2 separate regions of the Homo sapiens genome follow, and region 1 is linked to region 2. A link is a loop called in an ENCODE intact Hi-C map of the cell type or tissue named here. Cell type or tissue: IMR-90. All regions are shown on one strand. Links, peaks and the distances in the headings refer to the core of each region. The heading gives the core; the rest is flanking DNA. Region 1 overlaps HOGA1 (4-hydroxy-2-oxoglutarate aldolase 1). Region 2 overlaps MMS19 (MMS19 cytosolic iron-sulfur assembly component).

Region 1 (5,000 bases), core at 1-5,000, 150 kb after region 2:
CTTTCATCAGTGGTTCCTGGCCTTTTTATCCCAAACAACCTTTTATTTTTATCCTCCTAAGGTTTTAGCTTCTCTCCAAATAAAACTTTCTTAAGGACTACTTTTGTAGTTTTTAGGTAGTGAAAGATTCATCTAATATTTCTGATCAGCATGAAATAACCAGTTGCTATACCAAAAGCAAGGAAATTTGATGCTTCATTTATTCTGTAATATTCCATACACGATTTTAAATTATAATAGGCCAGGCGCCGTGGCTCATGCCTGTAATCCCAGGACTTTGGGAGGCCAAGGTGGGCAGATCACTTGAGCTCAGGAGTTTGTGACTAGCCTGAGCAACATAGCAAGACCTCGTCTCTACAAAAAATGCAAAAATTAGCCAGGCATGCTGTCATGCACCTGAAGTCCAAGGTGCTGTGGAGGCTGAGGTGGGAGAATCGATTGAGCCCAGGAGGTCTAGGCTACAGTGAGCCATGATCATACCACTGCACTCTAGCCTGAGTGGCACAGTGAGACCCTGTCTCAAAAACATAAACATAAAATAAAAATAAATAAATTATTACGGGTGCAGTGGCTCATGCCTGTAATCCTAGCACTTTGGGAGGCCGAGGCGGGCAGATCACTTGAGGTCAGGAGTTTGAGACCAGCCTGGCCAACATGGCGAAGCCCTGTCTCTACTAAAAATACAAAAATAAAATAAAATAAAACGAGCTTGGTGTGGTGGCAGGTGCCTGTAATCTCAGCTACTCAGGAGGCTGAGGCAGGAGAATCACTTGAACCCAGGAGGCAGAGATTGCAATGAGCTGAGATCAGGACACTGCACTCCAGCCTGGGTGACAGAGCAAGACTGTCTCAAAAAAATAAATAAATAAAAATAAATGAATAAATTATAACAATAGCTTTAGGTCCCCCATTATCAGGGAAAAGCCTTTAGAGATCATGTTGTCCAGCCCCTTCCTTTTTTAGACAGGAGAACTTACTCAGAGATAATAAGTAAATGACATACAGTTTATACAACAAAACTTCCTTGGGAAATGATGCTTTGCTTTTCCTGGGAGACCATTTAGTGTTAGGGTCAGGAGGAGCTATGGGGAGGTGAGGGCAGCCAGATGCAAGGGGAGTAGAGGTCTGGGCTGTGCCTGAGACTCTCACAGATCCTTCCCCTTCCTGACTTCCCAGGTCTGGTGTGACCTGCGTCAGGTTTCAGGGAGCTGGGCTGCAGACTGCTGATGCTCTAGTGCCTAGACCTGCAGCCTTGCTGTCTTCTCCCACCCCAGCTTGAGGACCAAATACCACTCTCCTCTCTGTTGGAGTGGATTTTTCTCCTAAAACCAAAGGAGGCACTCTTCTTCCCCAATCTGAAGTTTTTGTATTTTGCTATTACAGACCTGCTCTCTGGTCTCTAAATCTGGATTCCCAATGTACCCTGGGTGCCATAGAGTTGGCAGTTACTTTCCTGGGGGAAGAGGGTAGGACTTCAATGTTCTGAAAGTGACAGATCTCCGAGTTCCAGATATGGGTGTTCAGCAAATTTCTCAGTCTCTTCTAACAGGCCCTGCTTTGCAGGTGACCCGGCGCTTTGGGATCCCAGGGCTGAAGAAAATCATGGACTGGTTTGGCTACTATGGAGGCCCCTGCCGCGCCCCCTTGCAGGAGCTGAGCCCCGCTGAGGAGGAGGCACTGCGCATGGATTTCACCAGCAACGGCTGGCTCTGAGGGCAGGCAGGGTCCATGGCTGGCCTGAGCCCATCTCAGCCTCCTGCCTTGCACTTGCAGCCTGAAGCGGAGAGCACAGGGGGATGAGGGTGGCAGGCAGCGGGGAGCCGATAGAGGCTCCTTTGCCTGCTGTGGTCCTCCAGGCAGCCTTTCACAGGCACGCCCATGCATATCTCCTATTCTAACGGCCCCTGACCTCTCCCTTTTGGATCCTAAACTGTGTCTCTGGTCTGAAGACTGGGAAGGAGCAATTTCTCAATTTATCTTTCTACTGTGGATGCTTTCCTACGCCCTGAGGCACATGAAGTCAGAAAGGAAGGGCAGAGGGGCAAGTAGGCACAGTAAGGGAATTTTCTTTTCTTTTTTTTTTTTTTTGAGACAGAGTTTCACTCTGTCACCCAGGCTGGAGTGCAATGGCATGATCTCGCCTCCTGGGTTCAAGCGATTCTCCTGCCTCAGCCTCCCGAGTAGCTGGGATTACAGGCGCCTGCCACCACGCCCAGCTAATTTTTGTATTTTTAGCAGAGATGGGGTTTCACCGTGTTGGCCAGGCTGGTCTTGAACTCCTGACCTCAGGTGATCCAACTGCCTCGGCCTCCCAAAGTGCTGGGATTACAGCTGTGAGCCACTGCACCCGGCCGGGAATTTATCAAAGGGGGGACTACTTAGATTTGGGGCTTCAAACCTGAGTCTAGCACAATGCAGCTGGAGGCCAGGGCTACTCCTACAAACCCAAGTTCTGACTCCTTCCAGGGAAGTATCAGCTTAAGAAACTTGATCAGGAAAGTGACACTGGTCTTTCAAAGAGCCCTCTTTACCCTCCCATCCCTGCCCTCCACACTGCAAGCTGCATTCCAGCCACAACGCCCTTTTCTAAATCTATTTTCATTCATCTCCTATTCTGGTCTGTAGCCTTGATTCCAACCATTGAATGCACGGAGACAGCCCAGTGGCTTGTCAGATTGGTAAATAATGACACCTGGTGGATAAATGTTACATTCTAGAAGACTATTCTGGTCAGCCTAGGTCTGAAACACTAAGGAGACTTGGCCTGAGATAGGGCCATCCACTTGCCTACAGGCACTCTGCTTTTATTATTAAAAATAGTCACTTTGTTACTATAATAAAATTTAACAGAAAAAATTAGTGTGGCTATATAAAGATGGACACTCTATTGCTATGCAGATCTTAGGTTTCCTGGCCAGATGTCAAGAACCTTTCTAAAGGCAAAAGAGCTCTGATGGTCTGCCTTCTCCCAGCTCGAAGAGTGTCCCCAGCAATACTGAGCCAACAGGCATTCACTTACTGGAGACCTGGGGAAGGGGTAAGAGGCAAAAGAGAGCAAGTGAGCTATTTAGAAACAAACACTTAGCACTTTTATTTTATTTTTTTGAGACAGAGTCTTGCTCTGTCATTCAGGCTGGTGTGCAGTGGCACGATCTCGGCTCACTACAACCTCTGCCTCCCAGATTCAAGTGACTCCCCTGCCTCACCCTCCCGAGTAGCTGGAATTACAGGTGTTCACCACCATGCCCGGCTAATTTTTGTATTTTTAGTAGAGACAGCGTTTCGCCATGTTGGTCAGGCTGGTCTCGAACTCCTGACCTCAGGTGATCTTCCTGCCTCGGCCTCCCAAAGTGCTGGGATTATAGGCGTGAGCCACTGCACCCCTTCAGCATCCTTTTTGATTAAAGTGCTAAGTGTTTAGGGCCAGGCAGCACTTTGGGAGGCGGAGGCAGGAGGATCACATGAGGTCAAGAGTTTGAGACCAGCCTGATCAACACGGCAAACCCCATGTCTACTAAAAATACAAAAATTAGCCGGGCGTGGTGGCACACGCCTGTAATCCCAGCTACTCAGGAGGCTGAGGCACAAGAATCGCTTGAACGTGGGAGGTGGAGGTTGCAATGGGCCGAGATCGTGTCATGGCACTCCAGCCTGTGCCACAAGAGCAAAACTCCATCTCAACAACAACAACAAAAAAGGATGCTTTCTCCAAAATATTTAACCTTTTTCAGTGGTAATATTTGACTAGTGGCAGAAAAATGGAGATACATTGTAAAAAAATTACTCCTTAAAAGAAAGTGTAAGGTTAAAAAGAGAGGTAAATAGATACTTGTTTAGGGCAGAGGCTAAAGGAGAGAAAATAAAAGATCTCAATCTTCAACCCAAAACCAGGCTCTGAATGGCACTACAGCTTGGGGCTTAGTGCCTGGGGTCCTCTCACAGGCAACTTCCAGAGGAGCAAGGCTCAGAGGAGAATCAAGTTTAGGACTTGGGGGAAAAGTTAGGGCTAGGCAGGCAGGGTAGTGCACTGGGTAAGAGCTCAGCCTCTGGGCTTAAACAGGTCTGGGTTTAAGTTCTGGGATCTGCCCCTTAGTGTCTATGGGACCTTGGAGAAACTGCTTAACTTCCCTGAGCCTCATCTGTAATACAGGGATAATAATAGTACCTTCCTCCAACAAGGACGTGCATGTAAAAGGGTTAGCGTGGGGGTCAATGTTCCACCACTCTCCTGTTGCAGAAAAAGGGAAACTCCGGCAGGAGTGGACCTGCCAGAGGTAACCCAGCAGGTGTGGCCATAACTAGTCTCAGGACTTAAGTACTCTGATGCTCAGGGTGAGAGAGGTCCAGTAAAGGGAGCTGGAATCAGAAAGGCTCGGTTACAAATCTCACCCAGCTGTGCTACCTACTAGTTGGGACAGCCTGAGATTGTCTGATTTAAATAAGAAAAAAAAGTTCATACGTCCTCCTCTGTAGAGGCTGAGAAAATTAGATGACTTGATAAAGTGTGCAGGGTCAGTTCCAAGGGCTAACCCGATTAACTTTTACAAACAGCAAATGGGTTGATATTCATGAAGACGCAGGGCCAGAAAGTCAGGAAAACTAGGTATAGGCAGTTCTGGTGATTTCTTTATTCTTTATAAACACCTTTTTCTACAGTACAATTCAGAGAATAAATAGAGGCACACGGCTATAACTTCCACCACAATCTGCTGTTGAAGAGACATTCAATGTGAGGCTAGGGAGCTAGAGGTGGGGGACGTATTTGGGTACCAGGGTAACGGGAGGCCTACGTAATAAACTGCAGAGATCCCATCAGTAAGGTCTGATTGCGGCCTGACGGTCAAGGCTCATGATAGAAGAGCTACAGTGAGCCAAATGCTCCTTTAGTTCCCCACAGTCCTAGAGTAGGTCCAATTCTACCAAAACCCCAGGGGTTCGGGTGAGTCTGATTTATTGGTCCACTGGGAAGAAACTGTGTCAGCCCAAGCCATCCGTATGAA
Region 2 (16,859 bases), core at 5,820-10,819:
GGAATTTGAATTTCATGCCATCCCATTCCAACCCTGGGTGTTTACTACTTCCCACTATCTCCCAAGCATGGGTATTTTAGGAAATATAGAACATTTTCTCAGCAATACAGACTTATTTCTCTATTCTCCTTTCCACATACTCTCTTTTCCCTTAACAACAACAGAGATGGAGTCTTGCTATGTTGCCCAGGCTAGACTCAAATGATCTTCCTATCTCAGTCTCCTGAGTTGCTGGGACTACTAGGCATGAGCTACCATGCCTGGCTTCACATCATTTATTCTTAGGCCACTTTGATGCTTTTTCATTGATGCTCTTTATAGACATAGTGAAGTAAAAGTTTATCTAGGATATATGGTGGGAGGTGAGGAAGACTTAGGTAGAGAGGTTCCAAACCAGTTGTTACTGCTTAGCTCAATTTCAGACATACTTCCTCCAGCCCTCTCTAAACTACCCACCAGTCTTCGCCCCTCTTTTCTTAGTTCTGTGGCACTTGCCCTGGGTGCCCTAACTGTATGGCATGCTGTTCTCATCAGTCGAGGTGAGACTAGCATCGAAAGGCACATCAACAAGAAGGAGAGACGTCGGCTACAGGCCAAGGGCAGAGTGAGTAGGGTTGAAGGCTCGGGGTGGGTAGGTGGGTAACTGAACTTGCTCTCCTGTAAACAGAGGCCATGGGCAGGGCTGACTAGGGCAAGCATTGTAAAAGGCCAGAACTACTCTATCTGAGCTTTAGCTTAGCCAATTTAGTCTGAAAAATTAGAAGTTCAAAGAAACATGTTTTTCTTGGCTCCAGGTATTTAGGAATCCTTACAACTACGGCTGCTTGGACAACTGGAAGGTATTCCTGGGTGTGGATACAGGAAGGTAATGTAAGACACACAGACTAATGCTGTCCAACAGAACACTGTGATGAGAAAGATGTTCTATGCCTGTGAGCACTTGGAATATGGCTAGTGGCTACTGTGTTAGCACAGTTCTAGACTCTAGGAATAGAGATCATTGTCCATTTGAACCAGAAAGGCTTGAGGCCAATACTGTGTGGTTTTAAGTAACAGATGAGGCTTCAACGTGACTACAGTGGAATCCTAGGAAAGCTGTGCTCAGGAAGGGGCCTCTGGGTGTAGGATATGGTGGCCACCAGTCACCTCTCACTTGGAGAGCAGTGTCTAGAGTTCAAGCCAATAATTTGTGAGATTAAAATAATCTACTTGTCATAGAGGCCCTAAGACAGTAACTGGAGCTAGCTCTCTCAGCCCAAGACAAGGGGAAACAATTTTTCAAATGGCAGTTACTGAGGCGGTAACAATCAGATGAACAGACGTGCCTTCCCTCCTCCCTTTCCCATGTACATGACACTCCTATCACTGTGCTTACAGTGGACCTTTAGAAGTTTAGCTCGAAACCTTAAAAGGCCTTCAAAGGACCAAAAGGTACATTTGTTGGATAAAATTGGGTAGCAGAAATTAGAACTTTTGTTACTTTCATGATTGACACCGAGGTAGCTTCAGGATACCTTGATGTATGCTTGTTAAGGAATGATGATTGGGAAGGACCAAGAATTCTTGAACTCAGAGACATTTCTCTCTTCTCTTCTAGGCACTGGCTTACTCGGGTGCTCTTACCTTCTAGTCACTTGCCCCATGGGAATGGAATGAGCTGGGAGCCCCCTCCCTGGGTGACTGCTCACTCAGCCTCTGTGATGGCAGTGTGAGCTGGACTGTGTCAGCCACGACTCGAGCACTCATTCTGCTCCCTATGTTATTTCAAGGGCCTCCAAGGGCAGCTTTTCTCAGAATCCTTGATCAAAAAGAGCCAGTGGGCCTGCCTTAGGGTACCATGCAGGACAATTCAAGGACCAGCCTTTTTACCACTGCAGAAGAAAGACACAATGTGGAGAAATCTTAGGACTGACATCCCTTTACTCAGGCAAACAGAAGTTCCAACCCCAGACTAGGGGTCAGGCAGCTAGCTACCTACCTTGCCCAGTGCTGACCCGGACCTCCTCCAGGATACAGCACTGGAGTTGGCCACCACCTCTTCTACTTGCTGTCTGAAAAAACACCTGACTAGTACAGCTGAGATCTTGGCTTCTCAACAGGGCAAAGATACCAGGCCTGCTGCTGAGGTCACTGCCACTTCTCACATGCTGCTTAAGGGAGCACAAATAAAGGTATTCGATTTTTAAAGATATGTAGCTTCTCACTCTCTGCCTCACGATAGGGCAGGGAAGGGGAAAGTCAGGGTCAAGACCTAGTGAGTAGGTGTTCTGGTCATGCTTCCTACATTTTTTTTTTTTTTGGAGATGGAGTCTCACTCTGTCTCTCAGGCTGTAATGCAGTGGCGCGATCTTGACTCACTGCAACCTCCGCCTCCCAGTTTCAAGTGATTTTTTTTTTTTTTTTTTTTTGAGACGGAGTCTCGCTCTATATCACCCAGGCTGGAGTGCAGTGGTGTGATCTCGGCTCACTGCAAGCTCCGCCTCCCGGGTTCACGCCATTCTCCTGCCTCAGCCTCCCGAGTAGCTGGGACTACAGGCGCCCGCCACCACACCCGGCTAATTTTTGTATTTTTAGTAGAGACGGGGTTTCACTGTGTTAGCCAGGAGGTCTCGATGTCATGACCTTGTGATCCATCCGCCTCGGCCTCCCAAAGTGCTGGGATTACAAGCTTTACAGGCGTGAGCCACCGCGCCCGGCTCAAGTGATTCTTGTGTCTCAGCCTCCCAAGTAGCTGTGATTAAAGGCGTATGCCACCACACCTGGCTAATTTTTGTATTTTTAGTGGAGATGGGGTTTCACCATGTTGGCCAGTCTGGTCTTGAACTCCTGACCTCCACTGATCCATGCGCCTCGGCCTCCCAAAATGCTGGGATTACAGGCGTCAGCCACCATGCCCAGCTTAATTTTTTTTTTTTTTTAATTATTTGTAGAGATGGGTTCTTGCTATACTGCCAGGGCTAGTCTCAAACTCCTAGCCTCAAGTGATCCGCCTGCCTCAGCCTCCTGAAGTGTTGGGGTTACAGGCATGTGCTACTGTCCTGGTTACCCTGAAAAATTTTTGGCCAATCCCTGTCATTGTTATTCCAGTGATGCCTCTGGTTATATGAGGCATATGTGGGGTGGGGGAAATATCTGACAGCCCCATTACCAAAAGAAATCTTTATTCTTCAGCAGGTAGACAACATCTGCCAGCCCTGGTCCTCAGGGCCACACTCATATGCACTCACCCCTCAGCAGCATATCGCCCCTTTTCTGACATATAAATGCAAGAGACCCAGGACCCTAGATCTTTCTTCAAACGCAAGTGTCTCACACACACTTATTTTACAAATCCACTAGAAATATGGACTCTTATGTTCTTTGTACAGCCATGCAACAGAGGCCTAGCATTTGTGCTGTGTCTGTGGGAAAGGCAGTCAGAGACCAGTGGTTTCCCTGCTTTGGGGAAGATGGCTCAACAGTTAGTAATCCCAGGTTAGATTGTCAGAACAGTCTAGGCCAGGACTGAGGGCTCAGCTGCCAGGGCTCCCCAACAGAAACCTGTAGGCAAAAAGAAAGTTGGCAGCATTAGTGATGAGGCTCATCTTGGTCCCATCTCTCCCCACGACCTAGAAACTCACCACTCCCCTCTGGCTGACACTGCTTCCTTGCGCACCAGTCTCTTCTTGTCATCCAGGGGTTTGGCTAAGGCCCGAATCACCTGTGGTTTGTACGGCAGCAGCTGTGGAGTCAGAGGATATAATCAACCTTGCTCATCCAAGGCAACTGAAAGTACCGCTTTTTTGATTCTGTACAACTAATATTCTGAGGAAAGCAAAACATCTTTAGTGATTCCAAGGGATGTTAAGTGGCAGGATGGCCTTTCTGTTACCTTCTGGGCCCAAGGAAAAGAATCCTTGGGCCCAGAATTACAAGATCTGTACCTTGTAATTCAGATCTCAATTACACACCAGGGTGGCCAAGCCCACCTGACTAAGGCAAAAAGGTACTTATGTGTCTCTTGAGATGTTCCCAGGCCAGGGAAGGACACCTGAGGTACTTACCACAGGGGTGGGCAGGCGAGTGAGAGCATGCATGCACTGCAGTGCGGCGATCCGGACAGCCTGGAACACAACCACAAGGAGGTGAGAGCATGCCCAGGGAGAGATGCTGGTGCCTAAGAGTTGCTGGGGCTCAACGCACCATGGAAGGGCTAGAGCTGAGGTTCAGAAACTTGGTGACGAGGGTGTCCACGTGAAGACTCATGACTTGGGGTGCTTCCAGTAGAAGAGGCTGAAGGCAGCTGAGGGTGGAGAGCTGCACCACACAGTCAGGGCAGGACAGGGCCTCCAGCAGCAAGGAAAGAAGCTAAGGGGCAATGGGCAAGGTAGGGGATGGCCACATCATGAAGATCCTGGTTCTTGTTCCCTCCCCTTTCTAGCCCCATCTGGGGAAGAATAGCTTTGTCCTTTGCTTAGAAGCTCTGCCTGTGGGACTTACCGTGGGCAGCTCTGGCAAGAGTACAGGCTTGGGCAGCCTGTTAAGTACATGAGAAAGACCCTTCAAGTAGTTTGGCTTCACATCTGTAAAAAATGGAAAGGCTTAGGGGAGAAATTGGACTTAGATATATAGCTTGAGAAATCAATTCCAATCTGTGGTGAGGCTGAGACATCAGCCTACAAACGGGTGAAAGAGCCCTTCACGCTCAGAATAAGCAAGATACGCCCATGAAAGGAAGAAGTGGGACAAGAATCTAGAAGTTTAGTCTTCTAGGCACAGACCACAATATAGCTCTAAAGAAGCAAGCGGGCCCTAAATTATCTTAGGGAATGTGGCCAAGCAAAGGAGAGATGTGTATATGTGGGGACCTTCTTTCAGACTCCTCACCTTGGGGAGCAGCATGGAAGCCCTGGACCAAAGCAGGCACATTATCTGTGAAGAACCGCTGGCGGAACATGATCCGCACTTCGGCATGGCCAGCACGAGTCAGCACATCAGTGCAGTCAGACATGAGCAGAGAGAAGCCATCAGCTGCTGCTGGACCTAATTCTGGGTCACTCAGGAGGCCCATGAGCTGGAGAAAAAAGAGCCTTTGAGGTACATCAGGGAAGAAGAATCTTAAGTGCCAAAGATAAGGATGGGGCCGGGTGTGGTGGCTCATGCCTGTAATCCTAGCACTTTGGGAGGCCAAGGCAGGTGGACTGCTTGAGTCTAGGAGTCTGGGCAACATGGCCAAACCCAGTTCTTACAAAAAATACAAACATTAGTTGGGTGTGGTGGGGTGCCCCTGTAGTCCCAGCTACTTGCGAGGCTGAAGTGGGAGGATCACTTGAGCCTACGGAGGTTGAGGCTGGAGTGAGCTGTGATTGCACTACTGTACTCCAGCCTGGGTGACAGAGTAAGACCCTGTCTCCAAAAAGAAAAAAGAAAAGAAAACAAAAAACACACAGGGGAGGATGGAAGTCCTTGGGAGGAATAGGAGCAACCAGAAAGTTTGTTTAGGTCCTGGGTTCTTCTGTCTCCAGAAAGGACGTACCCGGGCTGTAAGGCAGGAGCTGAGAGGATGGTATCTGAGCACTAGGGCCTTTGTTACCTGTAATTGGAGACAGAGAGAGCAATTGGGGAATGACACTCAAACCCGAGAACCCTGAGACATAGATGTTTATGGTTTAGGGTCAAACAGGGACATTTTATTTAACCAGACATAATTGCCTCTCTGGCTAACCAGACTCCACTCCAACTCCTTACCCAGAGAAGAAGAGTGAAGGCCTGACTACGACAGGGCCCAGAGCCCAGGCCAGCCTCCACTTTGTCCACAGCTAGCTGTAGGAATTCATCCAGCTGCTGCCCTAAAAAGGAGAGAGGAAATGCTGACATAAAGGCTACACATTTTCCCTTTAGCAATGAAATGCAAATCACTTTAAGTGCAGAGCTCCCTGAGAAGCTGTTAGAAAGGGAAAATATCATTTTTGCCTGTGGACAAAATGATTGGACACCTGCATAAGAGCCTGGTATTCTCATAATACAGAGGTGCTGCCATTTGAAAAGAGAGGGTCATCTACTTCCAATAAAGAATTATCCACACTAGCCCCACTGTAGGGAGTAGGACGGCAGAACTAGACTCTTTGTGCTCCCTTCTCTTCTTAGGTACTATAAAGCTCTGCCCAACTGTGGTCTTGACGCTTTTCCCACGGGCAGTCCCAGGACAGTGCTTGAGCAGTTGAAGCCCTGTTAATGTTATTAGCAAGCTCCTTTTAAAAAGAGAATGAGTACTGAGCTATAAGATTTCATGGGTAGTTGATTCTGGGAGGCTCCTTACATAGTCTGATCTCAGTACCTGCAGGGTGCTTGTTGAGGAGTCCTGCAAAGCACTTGGCAGCAGCGGTGGAAGAAAAGGGGCAGCTGTGGCAGCAGCTCAGTTCCAAAAGCTCCCGCATGAGTTGGTTCAGCTGAGGGATTTCCACCTACAGAAAACCTGGCCATGTAATGGACCCAGAGAACACTTGAACTCCAAGAGAACCAGTACATAGTGGCAGCAGGGACCGGGACGGATGAGAACTAACTTCTCTGGTGGGGGAAGTAAAAGATCAGCTTAGCCTGTGGCAAATTTCAGCCCGGAGTCACCTTGTCAAGGTTAAATAACAGTACTTCCCAAATGTGCTCACTTACATTTCGAGGCAGGGAGCAGACAAAGGCCATAAGCAGTGCAATCAGCCGCCTCTGCCCTGAGGAGCCATCCTATAAAGGAAGGAGAGCCCGATCAAGCCTGCCAGCAATAAGCTTGTCTGCCCCTCTACCCATTCCAGATTAGCCCTAAAAAAAAACCAGCTTGAAGGATGTAAGTTCTAAGACTGTTACCTGGAATGGCTGGAATCTGCTCGGGAAGCTGTTTTCAGGCAGAAAGGACACGTTGCCATCCAAGAAGAGGGGCACAATGTGTGTCACACTCTGGGCAGCTAACCTGGGGGCAGAGTACTAGGTATGACCAAGGAGCTAGGATTCTAAAGCAGCCCTCTCCTCCACAGACGTGCTTTTCAACCTAGGGTTTGAATTAGGATCACCACGTCAATGGGACATGCCCTGATCATTCATGCATTGAACAAATATTAATTTGGCACATATGTGCCAGTAATCATTTCCATTCAGGTTCCCATCTGGGAAGTCAAGGTATATTTTAAAATGCTCTACAGGTAATTCTTAAGCACATCTGCGGCTAAGAACCACTGGCCCTGGCTTCCCACCCTCATAGTCCATGGTGCTAAGAGCCCCTTCCTTTTGTTTTGTCAACAAAACTTACAAGACGATTAACTGCACCACATTTACATATAGGTAAAAGGACAGCTGACAAGGCAGCTACCTGTTGCTTCTTCCTAAGAATGCTATCCTTCTCCCTGGGTTCAAGCCACATCCATGATTATACTTACTCAGGGCTCAGGTGGGTTGTAGCAGTGCCAATGACAGACACCATGGCAGCCAACACCTCATCCTCCAATAGTACTTTTCTCAGAACTGAGGGCTCCTTCTCTGCAAAACACACACACATGCACACAATCACAAGACCATGACGGGTTCAAGAAATGAATGATTGGGTTCTGTCAGCATCACTGACTCTGGGGCTTGACTCTAGCCACGACAGCAGTTCTTAATCTGGTCTCTGGTAGTGCTATAGTCCTGAGAATCAGGGCACCAGAAACAGGAGTGGTCTGACCTGGGGCCACAGAGCGCTCCTGAGAACTCTGCACAGTCTTTAGACTAGGCCAACAGTGGGAAAGAGGGATAGCTAAGATGAACATTCTTAACATAAGAAATAGAAATGTTGTCCCTGGTGTCCCTGGAGATGCAAGGAAAAAAAAATAGTAATGTTGGTCTCTGAAAAAATTAAAAACATAGATTTATCTTCATGGGTCCTTATTATTTATAGCAACTATCATACACTGAGTACTTCCTATGTGGCAGGTACTATACACTAACTTATTTAATCCTTACCAACTACCCTGTGAAACAGTTTTTTTTTTTTTTTTTTTTGAGACAGGAACAGGATCTCGCTCTGTCACCCAGGCTCGAGTGCAGAGGCACAATCATGCCTCACTGCAGCCTTGAACTCCTGGGCTCAGGTGATCCTCCCACCTCAGCCTCTTGAGCAGCTGGGACTATAGGTGTGCACCACTATGTCTGACTATTTGTAGAAACAGGGTCCCCTGTGTTGCCCAGGCTGGTCTCAAACTCCTGGACTCAAGTGATCCTCCCATCTTGGCCTCCTGAAGTGCTGGGATTACAGGTGTGAACCATGGCGCCAGCCTAGACGGTACTCTTTATCTCCATCTTACAAGTGAGGAAATTGAAGCGTGGAAAGGCTGAATATCTTCACCTAAGTTAGCAAGTGGTAGAGTTGAGGATAAAACCCAACCAGGTGGGCTTGACTCCAGAGTCCAATTCTAAGTAAACTAATCACATAGCACTTCATGGGGAAAAGGTGTGCATTCTTTTGAATGTTGCTAACACTAGTGGATTTTGGTTCCTGCCACTGGTCAGGGTGGCACCCTTTGCTATGAAGTGAAATCTCACTCTGAGGACAAAGGATTGAAAATAAACCTCTGATGGTACAAAATACAGTACCACCAATACCCAGAGGGTGGTGCTGTTCAACACCAGCAGAGGGCAAAGTTCCCAAAGGCCAGGAAGGAGAGGTGGAAAGTTACCTGGCATAGAGGCCTGCACAGCCAAGGCAAGCAGGCAAGGTATAGCTGTCTGGTGGAAATACCAGCAACTCTCAGGGTCCTGCTGACATTTTTCTGCCATCTGTCTGAGGCTCTGACAGACAGCAATAACGTCACTGGATTGTGCAACCATATTCCCTGTTGATGAGAAAGTGTTCTCTGTAAGGTTTGCTTAAAAGCACTTTCAGGTGTTTCCAATTACACAGCAGATGAGAGGAACAAAGAAGAGTGACTGAAGGGACCAAGAGTGCCTTATTAAAAAGCTGAGTCACTTTATTCTCCTGGCTGTTCTTTCTGATCTATTCAGACTTCATAGTTGAGACTTGCTCTGTCCCAGGCTCTGCAGCAGAAGCACTTGTATATATTCTCTCCTTATTTTTCATAACAACCTTAGAAGTATCATTTCCCTCACTCTATAGAGAAGGACATGGAGGCACAATGAAATACATGATCAGTGGCTTTTCCAGGGTCACAGGAAGTGCAAAGTCAGGAATCAAGCCCAAGTTATAATCCAAGTCTAGTATTCATTCTACTATGTAACAGCTGCTGGATCAACCACAGTGGGCCTGAATCTACCCACAGGGCAGGCTGCTGTCACTTTTGCATTGGAGCAGTGCTTCTCAAACTCAACAGTCTACGAGTTACCAGGGTACACTGTCAAAATGCAGATTCTGATCAGTGAGGGCCTGAGATTCTGCACTTCTAACAAGCTCCCAGATGTCACCCATGCTGCTGGTTAACAGACCATCTTTTGAGCACCACGGCCTTAGGGTGATGCCTCTCAATTCAGATCCCACATGAAAATTACCTAGGTAATTTTTTTTTTTTTTTTTGGAGACAGGGCTTCACTCCTGTTGCCCAGGTCAGGCTGGAGTGCAATGGAGCGATCTCGGCTTGCTCCAACCTCTGCCTCCCGGGCTCAAAGTGATTCTCCTGCCTTAGCCTCCCAAGTAGCTGGGACTACAGGTGCATGCCACTGCTCCTGGCTAATTTTTGTATTTTTTGTAGAGATGCGGTTTCGCCATGTTGCATCGGCTGGTTAGGTCTCAAACTCTTGAGCTCAAGTGATCCATCAGCCTTGGCCTCCCAAAGTGCTGGGATTACAGGCATGAGCCACCACACCCAGCCCGGCACTTTTTTTTTTCTTTTTTGAGATGGAGTTTCACCCTGTTTGCCCAGGTGTGAGTGCAATGGCATGATCTTGGCTCACTGCAACCTCCGCCTCCCAGGTTCAAACGATTATCCTGCCTCAGCCTCCTGAGTAGCTGGGATTACAGGCGCCTGCCACCATGACCAGATAATTTTTAGTAGAGACGGGATTGCACCATGTTGGTCAGGCTGGTCTCAAACTCCTGACCTTGTGATCCACCCGCCTCAGCCTCCCAAAGTGCTGGGATTATAGGCATGTGCCACTGCGCCCAACCCTTTTTTTCTTTTGAGATAGAGTTTCACTCTATTGCCCAGGCTGGCCAGGCTGGAGTACAGTGGCGCAATCTCAGCTCGCTGCAACCTCCGCCTTGTGGGTTCAAGAGATTCTCCTGCCTCAGCCTCCCCAGTAGCTGGGATTACAGGCGCATGCCACCATGCCCAGCTAATTTTTTGTATTTTTAGTAGAGACTGGGTTTCTCCATGTTGGCTAAGTTGGTCTCAAATTCCTGACCTCAAGTGATCTGCTGGCCTCGGCCTCCCAAAGTGCTGAGATTACAGGCAAGAGCAGCGGCCCTGGCCGGGTACTCTTAATAGTACTGTTGCCTAAGTCCCATCCCTCCTCAGAGACTGATTCAGTTGGACGCAGGCATCAGTATTTTTTTTTTCTTTTAAAAGAGTTGATTCTGTTACTCTTATGTATAGCTACAGCTAGAACCACTGCCTTAGAGACTACAGCTCCCTATTCAGCCCAGTCCGTTGGTGGTTATTCCTAGTAGTTACCTCTGTTCACTTGCCAGAGATGCTGCAGCAGCAGAGGCAGTGTCTCCTTGACGATGCTGGGATGTGTTGATACAGCTGACAAGGCTTGCAGACAGCACAGATGCCGGGAGCATTGGGTGGGCTCATCTCCGTTAGTCAAATTTGACTCCCCTGAAAGCAACCCATGAGACAAAGGTTTACTGTGTGATAGGAAGCACGAAGGCCCCAAAGCCTTGCTGGAAAGGGATGGGCCACAGAGGATTAGAGACACATACCTACACGCAGCTCCTCAGCGAGCTTGGGTACGAGGTGGCTGCTGAAGGCCACAGGGTAGAGAGCAGCCAGGGTTCCTGATGCTTCCAGTGCTGCCACCCTGCTGGAGGCGCAGAGCAGATAAGCATTGGCTGAGCCTGGGCTCACAGCTCTCTTGCCTACGTCTGATATTAGGCAGATTCAGGAGTGTGAGCTCCCAACGCCTCCTTGCTAAAGAGCAGAACTCAAGTACCTACACCACTGAGTTGGACAGGGCTTCTTAAAGCCTAAGAAGAGAGCAGTCCTACATCTCTCCAACTGGTTAGCAGCCAGAGTCTAACACAGAGCTCACCTCCCCTAAGGAGAGCCAAGGGTCAGAAGCACAGAGCCCTGGTCCTAGCTTGATCTTTTGCTGCCAATACAGAGGCAGGGAACAGCTTGCTCTATCTCATTGCTTTAAATTCTCACCAACTCTGGGAATCCTCCTTCAGGAAGCTCAGTCTGTACAGGTGACCCACTGCCAGCTCCAAGTCCTCATAAGATAGGAGATCTGTAGTTAGAAGGGAACATGAATCTCATCTTTCTTCCCCTGCAGCCATCACAACCCTTCTAAGCTCTTATTAGAAATCCCAAATCATCCAGAGTTGCAGTAAGAAGAGGATAGTAAGGCTGCTTTTCACCAAGGCAGTCTTACAAGAAAAGGACCAATATTTTCCTCTTCTCTTTCCCTTAAGATGTACCTGGCTGGGCACCCAAGACTGTCAGTGTACGGATGCCAACAAGCTGAAGCTGGGTGCTGGGGTCTGTTAGAGCCATGAATACCAGTGAGCACAGCTGGTCCTTGAAGCCATTCAGAGGCCTTTGATCTAGGGAAGAGACAGAGGCCAGGTTAGAAGGAAGCCACTGCATTCCATATCCCTGACTAAGCTGTGATACACAGCCAACCTGGGGTAGATTTTTTTTTTGAGACAAGGCCTCTGTTGCCCAGGCTGGAGTGCAGTGGCGTAATCTCGGATCACTGCAGCCTCTGCCTCCCAGGTTCAAGCCATTCTCCTGCCTCAGCCTCCCGAGTAGCTGGAATTACAGGCATGTGCCAACAGGCCTGGCTAATTTTTGTATTTTTAGTAGAGACAGGGTTTCACCATATTGGCCAGGCTGGTCTCGAACTCCTAACCTCAAGTTTTCCGCCTGCCTTAGCCTACCAAAGTGCTGGGATTATAGGTGTGAGCCACCATGCCCCGCCTCCTGGGGCAGATTTAAAGAGCTTAATCCATTGGGTATCCAGAAAGCACACTGAGAAAAATAAACAGATCTCATCCATCTCATCTGTTAAGTGTTCTCTTGTGCTACAACCTCAGAATAGGACCACTGTTCTAGACTACTTTTCCACAGCACTCTTTGCCCTGCTATCCTTTATAGGCTGAAGTGTTCAACAGTCCCCAGAGCACTGCAATGGAAGGCAACCTCACCTTTGTCTTCATAGCTCCATTTCTGCTGCAGCTTCAAGAAACCCAGGAGCATTTCAAGGATTGTCCGCCGCTGGCTGCTCTGTAACGTTTCAAGGGGTACTAGAGTCAAAGAATATTTTAAAGGATTTCAATCCTGCTACTCTGGATATAGGGAAAATTCTTTCTTTCTTCCAAGAGATGGGGGTTTTGCTATGCCACAGCCAGGCTGGAATACAGTAGCATGATTATAGCTCCCTGCAGCCCCGACCTCCTAGGTTCAAGTGATTCTCTCGCCTCAGCCTCTTGAGTAGCTGGGACTACAGATGCGTGCCACCTTATCCAGCTAATTTTTTTTTTTTTTTTTTGTAGAGATGTGGTCTTGTCTTGTTGCCCAAGCTGGTCTTTAAATCCTAGCCTCAAGTGATTGTCCTGCCTTGGTCTCCTAAAGTGCTGGGATTACAGGCATGAACCAGCATGTCCTGCTTGGCTAATTTAAAAAAAATTTTTTTTTTTTTAGAGATGGGATCTCACTTTGTTGCCCAGGCTGATCTTGAACTCCTGGCTTCAAGCTATCCTCCTGTCTTGGGAGAATGATCCTTTTATGTATGAGACAGGGAAAAAGTGAGTAAGGGAAGCAGCAGCAGCAGCTAATGGGAGCAAAACCCAAGGTCTACTATGTTGGCCCAAGCTAAAACTTAGCTCACTCTCTGAGAAAGGGAACCTAGCACACAGGTCCCATCATTTCCCCCAAAGATTCTGCTCCCTTACCTGACTGTGCTTGTGGAACTGTTCCAGCAGTAAAGGCAGTACATTGCTGGTGACAGAGTCACAGGCCCGGGCAGATGCACCTGCAGCTGCCTGCAACAGCTTGGCACTAGGCCACACCAGTTTCATGTCCGGTTCACACAGGTGGTGCCTGCAGTCTAGAGAAGCAGCACATCACAGAGCTGGGGAGGAGGCCAAATGGTGCCTGACTCCCCTACAGTCCACAGAGGTTGGAGACTGAGACCCATGACAGTTTGCAAGCAGTTAACACTCAAATTGTTTTCAATTCAAAGTAGGGCTATCGCCCCCAAATCACCAAATATGTTGGGACTAAACAATAAAGGTCACTGGCCCTTAAGGAATGTCATTTGTTTTTTTTTTAGAGATGGAGTTTTGCTCTCGTTGCCCAAGCTGGAGTGCAGTGGCGCAATCTCAGCTCACCGCAACCTCTGCCTTTTCAAGCGATTCTCCTGCCTCAGCCTCCCGAGTAGCTGGGATTACAGGCGTCCACCACCACGCCCGGCTAATTTTTGTATTTTTAGTAGAGACGAGGTTTCACCATGTTGGCCAGGCTGGTCTTTAACTCCTGACCTCAGGTGATCCACCCGCCTCGGCCTCCTAAAGTGCAGGGATTACAGGCGTGAGCCACCGCACCCAGGCAAGGAATGTCGTTTCTATTGTGCTCACTCCCCTTCCTGGCTGCCACGGCCCCATTACCCTGTAGAATGTTGCTAAGGAAGGAGTCAAGGAGGTCCTCAGCATCAGCCCTCAGCACAGAGCGAGACAAACACGCAGTCAGGGAGTGGAGGGCCGCCAGGCCCTCTGCCTCCACCCGCTCACTTGCCGTCTGGAACACCTGTCAGGGAGGGATCCCATGGCTACTGAGGTGAGCCTGCACCAGATGAGACCCCACCAATCCACTGCCTATTTCCTTGTTGGAGAGGGGAGTGAGAACCTCTAGGACACAGAAATGGAAATTAACACCCCAACTGAGTGTCTTCTCAATTGGTGTGTTCTTACCAAGTCCTTAGTCACACTCAGGACAGAGACACATACTTTCTGAGAAACAAAAAGCCAACTCTGAGCAGTGGCTCTGCTCACCTTTCTATTCACCATGGTGCCAAAGGCACCATGACCTGCACTCCTTGCCACAGAAGGACAAGAAGTGGGTAATGTGCAAAGGTGATCAGCTGCTCTTACCAAGCAGCTGACCGTCACATAGGGACTCTCTCTCTTGTCATTCAACTAGAATTATGTCCCCCTACTTGCCTCCTGAATAACCAGGCATTATATCTTGGCCCTGGGGATGACAGAGGGAAAAGGACAGGATGTATTATTTCCCCTCATGCCTGACAATTGAAAGTTAACAGTAGTGAGTTTATCTGAGTGACACTCACCTCTCTGCGGATAGAAGCCCAAAGGCTGGGGAGGAAGTCCTTCAGTTCCTTCTGTCCATACACAGCACAGCAAGCATTCTGCCAAGGAAACCGCTGCTATCAGTTATGTACACACTCAGACACCCTAGGATGTGCAGGTACCTCAGCATAATGGCACCTGAAGGAGCCCTGGTCTCAGCAGAAAAACCAGTTAAGATTTTTAACAGTCCTACTAAGGGAACAGAGAAGTAGGAGATAACCCTGGTTGATAAAATAGAAGCCTAAAGAGGGAGTCCTGGTCAGCCTTTCCTCAGTTACTATGGGATGGGGGATGGGACACGACGATATGCAGCTGGGGGCTTCAGGTCGACACAAAGGCCCAAATCCTGGGTATCCTCTTCTGAGGCCCATGAACTGTTCCTTGGCTATCCTAGAATCTATATCCTTTAGGACCCCTAACTTGTCAAAAGGTAGCTGGGTCCTGCAAGGAGAAAAATCACTCACCAGAGTCTGTAGAGAATCCAACTTGGCACTCAGAACCTCAGAATCCACTTTCTCAATCAACAGGGGCAGCAGAAACTGTGGGACAGAAGGAAGATCTTAAGCCTGAGATGGGTGGTGTGTCAGTCACATCAAGGTCAACCCTGTCCTTGCCATCAGTCCCTAAAAGCAGGTACTACATCAAGGAGCTGTACTCAAGTCAGGAGCTATGAATGTAAGCTAACCTTCCTGCCAAGCAGTGACCAGAGCCCCACTACCTCAAAAACAGGCAAGTTGACAAAGTTACAGGATTTTAAAAGACAGCACCATATAGGGATTGGGTTTATTTATTTTTTTGTGTAGCGGAGACGAGGTCTCCCTATGTTGCCCAGGCTGGATTTGAACTCCTGGGTTTAAGTGATCCTTTCCACTCAGACTCCTCCTGAGTAGCTGGAACTATAGGTGTGTGCCACTGAATCCAGCTCTGGATTATGAAGAGATGGTAAAGTTTTCTACATCGAAGGTCTGAAGATACCTGCCACACAAGACACTTGCAGGGTGTCATGCCCTAAAATGTATACCAGATATTTTTTTCTCCATGCTTTTACTGCTCTTTCTTCAGAGCCATCTATGGGCAGAGGCTATATACCCTAACCTTGGCTAGACCCACCTCAGCAAATCGTGGTGTAGAAGCCAGCACAGCGCGAAGACTCAGGATGAGGTCTTCTCTCTGGATACCATGGGGATCATTAGGTGGCTGGAAAAGGGAGAAGGGCTGTGGGTTTGTGTAACATTTCAGACCACCTTGAACACAGGCTCGAACCTGGTAACCCTGCAGAACAGGGTGATACTCATACCCAATCAGGGAAGATAGTAAGATAATGAGGCCCCAGCAAGAAGACTTGCTTGATCTTAGGTACTCCTTGGGAACTTTTGTCTTTAGGCATTTTAAAAAATCTGATTACACATTTTCTATCATTTCACCACTCAGAAATAAGCATGCTTAACTTTCTGGTGTATTCCTTTCTTCGCTGATATATATTGTTACTATGTGCTAGTATATACTGTTTCCATATAAAATATATATATACTTAAAAATCATTTTGTACATGTGGTTTTTAATTTTTTTCACTTAACATATTAAGAACATTTTTATGGTATTATTCTTTCATAGCATTAGTTTTAGTGGCTATGATTTCATTTTGTGGTTGTACCAGTTTATCTAGATAATTCCTTGTTGATGGACATTTCCATTTTTTTCACCCTTATAAAAAGCTGTAATTCTGAAAACAGAAAGCCTTGATGGTTTCTGTACCAAGACGACAGACTGAAAACATATATCAGGTTTTCCTTTTCCTCTTTGCAAACTCCACCAAAAACATAGTAAAAGAAGGGATTTACTATTATTATTATTATTTTTTTTTGAGACAGAGTCTCACTCTGTCACCCATGCTGGATTGCAGTGGCTTGATCCTAGCTCAGTGCAACCTCCACCTCCTAGGTTCAAGTGATTCTCATGTCTCAACCTCCCAAGTAGCTGGGGTTACAGGCGCACCAACACACCTGGCTAATTTTTATATATTTTTTGTAGACATGGGGTTTCATCATGTTGGCCAGGCTGGTCTGGAACTCCTGACCTCGAATGATCCACCCACCTCAGCCTCCCGAAGTGCTGGGATTACAGGCGTAAGCCACCGAACCTGGCCTGGTTTCTGTTTTCATGACTGGACTTTGATAGAAAAGATAAAACTGTGGAATTCTCTTATAAAGTAACAAAAAGACAGAGGTACAAAATAGAAAACAAAAGGTCAGAAAATCAGAGGTCCAACAGAAGATTAATGAGAGTTCCAAAATGAAGGAACAGAGAAAAGAGAGAGGAAGAAATCATCAATTAAAGAATTCAAGAAAAATTTACAGGACTAATGGACACGGGT

What was found. Peaks named below come from ENCODE experiments on the same cell type or tissue, not always from the same donor. Only the 100,000 strongest peaks of a DNase experiment are listed, where the experiment ranks them.
Region 1: a loop joins it to region 2, with 7 times the contacts of the local background. A loop is called at or near these places in 45 of 110 quality-filtered maps.

The regions. Positions count from the first base shown.
Region 1 is chr10:97,609,947-97,614,946 of GRCh38, forward strand. HOGA1 (4-hydroxy-2-oxoglutarate aldolase 1) reads left to right here. Exons shown (of 7, transcript NM_138413.4): 7 at 1,564-2,856. The coding sequence ends at 1,713. MORN4 (MORN repeat containing 4) reads right to left here. Exons shown (of 5, transcript NM_178832.4): 5 at 4,609-5,000. Among named protein-coding and RNA genes, the nearest start is that of MORN4, 21 kb to the right of the region's middle. RefSeq lists an enhancer at 2,380-2,599. In IMR-90, for the core only: a CTCF peak has its summit at 2,688 (motif pointing left); no DNase peak of the experiment used is centred there.
Region 2 is chr10:97,455,180-97,472,038 of GRCh38, forward strand. MMS19 (MMS19 cytosolic iron-sulfur assembly component) reads right to left here. Exons shown (of 31, transcript NM_022362.5): 9 at 15,596-15,682; 10 at 14,950-15,024; 11 at 14,467-14,544; 12 at 13,787-13,925; 13 at 13,073-13,227; 14 at 12,326-12,404; 15 at 11,597-11,722; 16 at 11,325-11,406; 17 at 10,880-10,980; 18 at 10,626-10,775; 19 at 8,679-8,834; 20 at 7,404-7,503; 21 at 6,838-6,940; 22 at 6,649-6,717; 9 more. The coding sequence ends at 3,513. It overlaps ZDHHC16 (zDHHC palmitoyltransferase 16), which reads left to right. Exons shown (of 12, transcript NM_198046.3): 10 at 481-604; 11 at 795-865; 12 at 1,598-2,191. The coding sequence ends at 1,712. Among named protein-coding and RNA genes, the nearest start is that of ZDHHC16, 17 kb to the left of the region's middle. In IMR-90, for the core only: a CTCF peak has its summit at 8,613 (motif pointing right); a DNase peak (open chromatin) is centred at 8,832; H3K27ac peaks cover 257 bases.